2 separate regions of the Homo sapiens genome follow, and region 1 is linked to region 2. Evidence: read pairs that join two places in POLR2A ChIA-PET (ENCODE). Cell type or tissue: Panc1. All regions are shown on one strand. Each heading gives the region's core, and the rest is flanking DNA. Links, peaks and the distances in the headings are about the cores only. Region 1 has its middle 6.0 kb from the start of PTPRJ. Region 2 has its middle 10 kb from the start of NUP160.

What was found. ChIA-PET counts read pairs that join two places held together with the same protein. Peaks named below come from ENCODE experiments on the same cell type or tissue, not always from the same donor. Only the 100,000 strongest peaks of a DNase experiment are listed, where the experiment ranks them.
Region 1: POLR2A ChIA-PET joins it to region 2 with 5 read pairs; 7 of 35 experiments call an interaction of 5 or more read pairs at or near these places.

The regions. Positions count from the first base shown.
Region 1 is chr11:47,973,073-47,975,981 of GRCh38, forward strand. No RefSeq gene overlaps it. Among named protein-coding and RNA genes, the nearest start is that of PTPRJ, 6.0 kb to the right of the region's middle. RefSeq lists enhancers at 933-1,592, 1,593-2,252. In Panc1, for the core only: no CTCF peak of the experiment used is centred there; DNase peaks (open chromatin) are centred at 1,302 and 1,495; H3K27ac peaks cover 2,184 bases.
Region 2 is chr11:47,856,971-47,859,879 of GRCh38, forward strand. No RefSeq gene overlaps it. Among named protein-coding and RNA genes, the nearest start is that of NUP160, 10 kb to the left of the region's middle. In Panc1, for the core only: no CTCF peak of the experiment used is centred there; a DNase peak (open chromatin) is centred at 1,321; H3K4me3 peaks cover 713 bases; H3K27ac peaks cover 2,258 bases.

The DNA.
Region 1 (2,909 bases), core at 137-2,636, 120 kb after region 2:
CAAAGTGCTGGGATTACAGGTGTGAGCCACCGTGCCTGGCTACCATATATAATTTTCATTTGCTTATTTAGATTGCAGGTACTTTTCCACATGACACAAATGGTCCAAGTTAATTTAGAGACCGAGGTGTTCTATGCAGCCAGCACAATGTGATTAAGAATTTTTTTCAGCCTGAAAAAAAAAAGAACATTCTTTTCAAGTCTGGAAAAAAATAATTTATTTCTAACAAGCCTGGAGGACCCAGATGCAGAGAAGCCGTGGGCCTCTGGCCTTGCGCCCTTCTTGTCTTTGTACCTCTCAGTCCTTTCTTTGTTTGAGGTGATGGTTCTGCTGCAGGCTTGACTGCCTCCTGCCCACTGCTTGCCACTTCTGGGCTTTGATTTTTTTTGAAATGGAGTTTCACTCTTGTAGCCCAGGCTGGAGTGCAATGGTGTAATCTCAACTCACTGCAACCTCCGCCTCCTGGATTCAAGTGATTCTCCAGCCTTGCCTCCTGAGTAGCTAGGATTACAGGGATGCACCACCATGCCTGGCTAATTTAGTATTTTTACTAGAGACGAGGGTCTCACCATGTTGGCCAGGCTAGTCTCGAACTCCTGACCTCAGGTGACCCATCTGCCTCAGACTCCCAAAGTGTTGGGATTACAGGCGTGAGCCACCATGCCCAGCTCACTTCTAGGCTTTGTATAGAAGTTGTTCTCAAGCCCTGGACAAAAGCTCCTTGCCCTCTAGGCCTCGACTCTCCTTGTCACACACTCCCTGTGTTTTCAGATATCCTGAAACCCTGTGTCCTGGGTCTGTCCTGCCAGACATGCAGGTACTGGGCTCACTGGGGGTTTGACTCAGATCCTAACAGCTCAGGAGGTGGGCTGGGGCACAGAGGCCAGTGGGTTTCTGACATGGGGACAGGGTGGGGACCCTTGACAGCAATAGCCCTGTTTCTGCTCTCCCAGACGTTACAGGGTTTTATTCCCCTGCATTGAAAATCTGGGGAAATTTATGGTTAAAATATGATTGTTGGGTTCTGACTGGGTTGCATTCTAGTCTCTTGCTTTTGGGGTTTGGCATGCAACTATCTCTTTGGAAGTCAAACTTTGTTTCTTATCTCAACACACACACACACACACACACACACACACACACACACGCAGGCACGCACACACTAGAAAAGAATTGGGAAAATGCTTAATGTTGCAAATGCTTGAAATGAGAAACAAGAACAGGACTGCCAAGGCACTCCCGAGCTCTGTGCATGGGCAGGTGACTAAGACAGTGTTTAGAGAGGAACTGAGGTCTGGTGGACAAACATGGAGTTCTAACCACAGCCCAGTTATTAGTCCACAGGAAACATCCTGTTACTATTATAAAGATGAAGTGCTACTTTTTTTTTTTTTAAAGAATTTTCTAAAAGTCTTCCTTTCCATTCTGATTCAGTTCAGTCTGTGAGGCAGAAAGGTCTCAGGGCAGCCATGCCTGCAACATTAGCTAATCAGACTCCCAAGAAACATTCCATTCCGCTTAGGAGGGCTTTGGAGAATGGTTTGCTCATGGTGGCTTTTAAAATACACTGAGGGTTGCCAGGCTGAATGGGATCCCTGCGGGGCTGGTGACCTGGTTCTAGGCTGGTGCTCAGCAGAGCTGCCTCCTGGTGGGTTAGTGGACTTGTTAAACATAGTTGCCTCTCCTATTCCCTGTTCTTGGGGGATGAAGAAGAAAGTCTTGTACTCTATCCCTTCCCATTCTAAAATTGGGGTAACGGAGGCCCAAGAGAGTAATAATATAAGAAATAAGAGCCAACACAGATCACTTTATGTTAACTTGTCTACAAATGTCAAGGGGAGGAACATCATGGCATAGTGGCAAGAAAGATATAGTTTTAGATCCTGGTTTTTGCCAGTCTGAAACTGTGTGACCTTGTGTAAGTAAGTAAGCCTGAGACTCAGTTTCCTTATTTGTAAAATACTGATGATGATGCCTATTATACAGCATTGTTGTAAGGAGTAGAAATAATGGATGTAAAGTACCTGGATGAGTGCTGGCATCCAGTGGGTACCTGATAAGTGGTCTGTATTTATTTATTTATTTATTTATTTTTGAGATGGAGTCTCACTCTGTAGCCAAGGCTGGGGTGCAATGGCACGATCTTGGCTCACTGCAACTTCTGCCTCCTGGGTTCAAGTGATTCTCCTGCCTTAGCCTCCTGAGTAGCTGGGATTACCGGCATGCACCACTACGCCCAGTGTGTTTTTGTATTTTCGGTAGAGACAGGGTTTTGCCATGTTGGCCAGGCTGGTCTCGAACTCCTCACCTCAGGTGATCTGCACCTGCCTCGGCCTCCCAAAGCGCTGGGATTACAGGCATGAGCCACCGTGCCCTGCCTTCTTTCCTTTTTTTGAGATAGGGTCTCACTCTGTCACCCAGGCTGGACTGCAGTGGTGCAATCTCGGCTCATTGCAACCTCTGCCTCCCGGGCTCAAGTGATCCTCCCACCTTAGCCCCCCAAGTAGCTGAGACCACAGGGATCCACCATTATGCCTGGCTAATTTTTGTATTGTTTTGTAGATGGGGTTTAGCCATATTGCCCAGGCTGGTCTCAAACTCCTGAGCTCAAGTGATCCGCCTGCCTCGGCCTCCTAAAGTGCTGGGATTACAGGCATGAGCCACCATGCCCAGCTGTAAAATTTTTCCTTTTAGAGAACAGGGTCTTGCTGGGTTTGCCAGACTGGAGTGCAGTGGCTATTCATAGGCAATGACCGTGGCATACTATAGCCTGGAACTCCTGGGCTAAGGTGATCCTCCTGCTTCAGCCTCCTGAGTTGCTGGGACTACAGGCACCCAGCAGATAAACAATGTTTTGTAATCATGCCTGACAGTAAGAATTTTCCAACGGCTAGTTAAAAATACAGATT
Region 2 (2,909 bases), core at 85-2,584:
AACATGGCGAAACCCCATCTCTACATAAAGTACAAAAATTAGCCAGGTGTGGTGGTACATGCCTGTAGTATCAGCTACTCTGGAGGCTGAGGTGGGAGGGAGGATGACCTGAGCCCAGGGAGGTTGAGGCTGCAGTGAGCTAGCTGAGATCACATTACTGGGCAACAGAGACCCTGTTTAAAAAAAAAAAAAATCAAGATCAAAAGTTGATCCAGTAAAAAGGGTTATTTGCATGTATAGAGTCCAAAAGTGCTTTTTTTTTTAGACAGGGTCTTACTCTGTTACCCAGGGTGGAGTGCAGTGGCATGATCAAGGCTCGCTGCAACCTCTGCCTCCCAGGTTCAAGTGATTCTCCTGCCTCAGCCTCCCAAGTAGCTGGGATTACAGGCTCGCACCACCACGGCTGGCTCATTGTTTTGTATTTTTAGTAAAGACAGAGTTTTACCATGTTGGTCAGGCTGGTCTTGAACTCCTGACCTCAAGTGATCTGCCTGCCTCGGCCTCCCAAAGTGCTGGCATTACAGGTGTGAGCCACTGTGCCTGGCCTCAGAAGTGCTTTTTAATATAAAAGTGTACAATACAATTAAGAGGCTAGAAATTCAGATATTTGAGTAGAGATTCTCACCTATATCTAGACCATCTTGAAGTTGCACCCACTTCAAACCCTCCCTTCTCATTCGGTTCTGTCTTAAAACCTCAGGGCTATCACTTCCTTTGTTGCTGCATGATCATGGGCAATGCCAATCAATGTGCTCACGTCTTTATGTCTTTCTCTGCAAAATAATGATGGCAATAAATATCAGTTGAGAGATTTTTGCAGTCTGTTTCATTCTTTTCTCTTTTCATCTGCTCCTGAGAGTTTTTTTTTTTAATATCCTTCTCCTGTGCTACCCCTACAAAGAATAAAAAGCTTCAAATCATAAAAATAGGATGAGTTTTTAGAAGTATCACTCCTTCCTCATTTTGCCTGCCAAGTTTCAATTTGGTGCAGGTGCCGAAAGATGTTTATAGGCAAATAAAATAAGTCACTTCCACGTCTCAGAGCAAGGATGCTCAGTGACCCGAATAGGGGTTAGAACTTTGATGAGAGGCTCCAGTTTGAGGTCAGAGGCCAATGCTTTTCCAAACCCCCAGACTTTAGTCTTGTTTTGGCTTGCATTTGTCACTGCCCAAATCTTGCAAGAATTTCTGGCAATTAAATTAGTCAAAATGTGTGACTACAATTTCAGAGCTGGCAAAGCCTCTATGGGCAGCCACAGGTCCACACCCAGTGATTGTTTATATTTCTCTCGCATCCTCCAGGATCTTGCTTACGCACCAGTTTCTCTTGAGTAACGGTATGTGGAGCCAAGTCAGTAACGGTAATATTCCTTGTCTGCCTCCTTGGGCTGGTCCTGACGCTGGCCTCGACAATGCCAGGCTCTGGAACTATTTGTTTCTGAATTCCAGCCAAGAAGTCTAACAATTCTCTCCTTTCCTTTCCATCGCCCTCTTCTTCCTTACTAATGCCAAGTCTGGGATTTTCCTTGTCTAAAGACCACAGGGGCAAGGAAATGAACTTTCTTGGGATACCACAGACCACTTAACAGAAAATGTGCCCTTTGTTCTCATTCAAATGCCTTTTCCTTAAATGATATTTCTTTTCTTTTTTTTGAGACAGAGTCTTGCTCTGTCACCTAGGCTGGAGTGCAGTGGCATGATCTCAGCTCACTGCAACCTCTGCCTCCCAGGTTCAAGCGATTCTCCTGCCTCAGCCTCCCGAGTAGCTGGGATTACAGGCGTCCACCACCATGCCTGGCTAATTTTTGTGTTTTTAGTAGAGGCAGGGTTTCACCATGTTGGCCAGGCTAGTCTCCAACTCCTGACCTCAGGTGATCCCCCCGACCTTGGGCTCCCCAAATGCTGGGATTACAGGCATGAGCCACCGTGCCCGGCCTCCTTAAATGATATTTCTAAGGTTTCCTCAGATCTATCTGCACTAACTACTTGATTTTTCCTAGGTGCCTGTCAGAAGACTAAAAGGAGGCATTGGAATTCTGAATTTTCTGATTAGAAAGCAGTAGCTCACCGTAATCCCAGCACTTTGGGAGGCTGAGGTGGGTGGATCATTTGAGGTCAGGAGTTTGAGACCAGCCTGGCCAAAATGGTGAAACCCCGTCTCTACTAAAAATACAAAAAATAGCCGGGTGTGATGGCAGGCACCTGTAATCCCAGCTACTTGGGAGGCTGAGGCAGGAGAATCTCTTGAATCTGGGAGATGGAGGTTACAGTGAGCCAAGATCATGCCACTGCACTCCAGCCTGGGTGACAAAGCAAGACTCTGACTCAAAAAAAAAAAAAAAAAAAAAAGGCCAGGTGCGGGGGCTCACCCTTGTAATCCCAGCACTTTGGGAGGCCAAGGCGGGTGGATCATGAGGTCAGGAGTTCAAGACCAGCCTGACCAACATGGTGAAACCCAGTCTCTACTAAAAATACAAAAATTAGCCAGGTGTAGTGGTGTGTGCCTGTAATCCCAGCTACTTAGTAAGCTGAGTCAGGAGAATTGCTTGAACCCGGGAGGCGGAGGTTGCAATGAGCTGAGATCATGCCACTGCACTCCAGCCTGGGCGACAGAGTGAGACTCTGTCTCAAAAAAAAAAAAAAAAAAGAAAGGAGTACCTCAAAAAGAAAAAGTGATTTGCCCAGGCATTTAGTCAGGCAATTCTATTAGTTGTGTCTGAATCCATTCTTTAAACATTTTAAAATGCTTTTAGCTCCTAGCAACCATATCCAAAACAAAGGAAGCAAACCCTTGTATTTACCTACAGGAAATAGAAAGATGCAGGTCTGGCTGTTGATCACTGATTCCACCATGAGCCAGAAAATTTTACTTCATTTGGCCAAACCCCGGGACAGTTCAGTAGGGATTG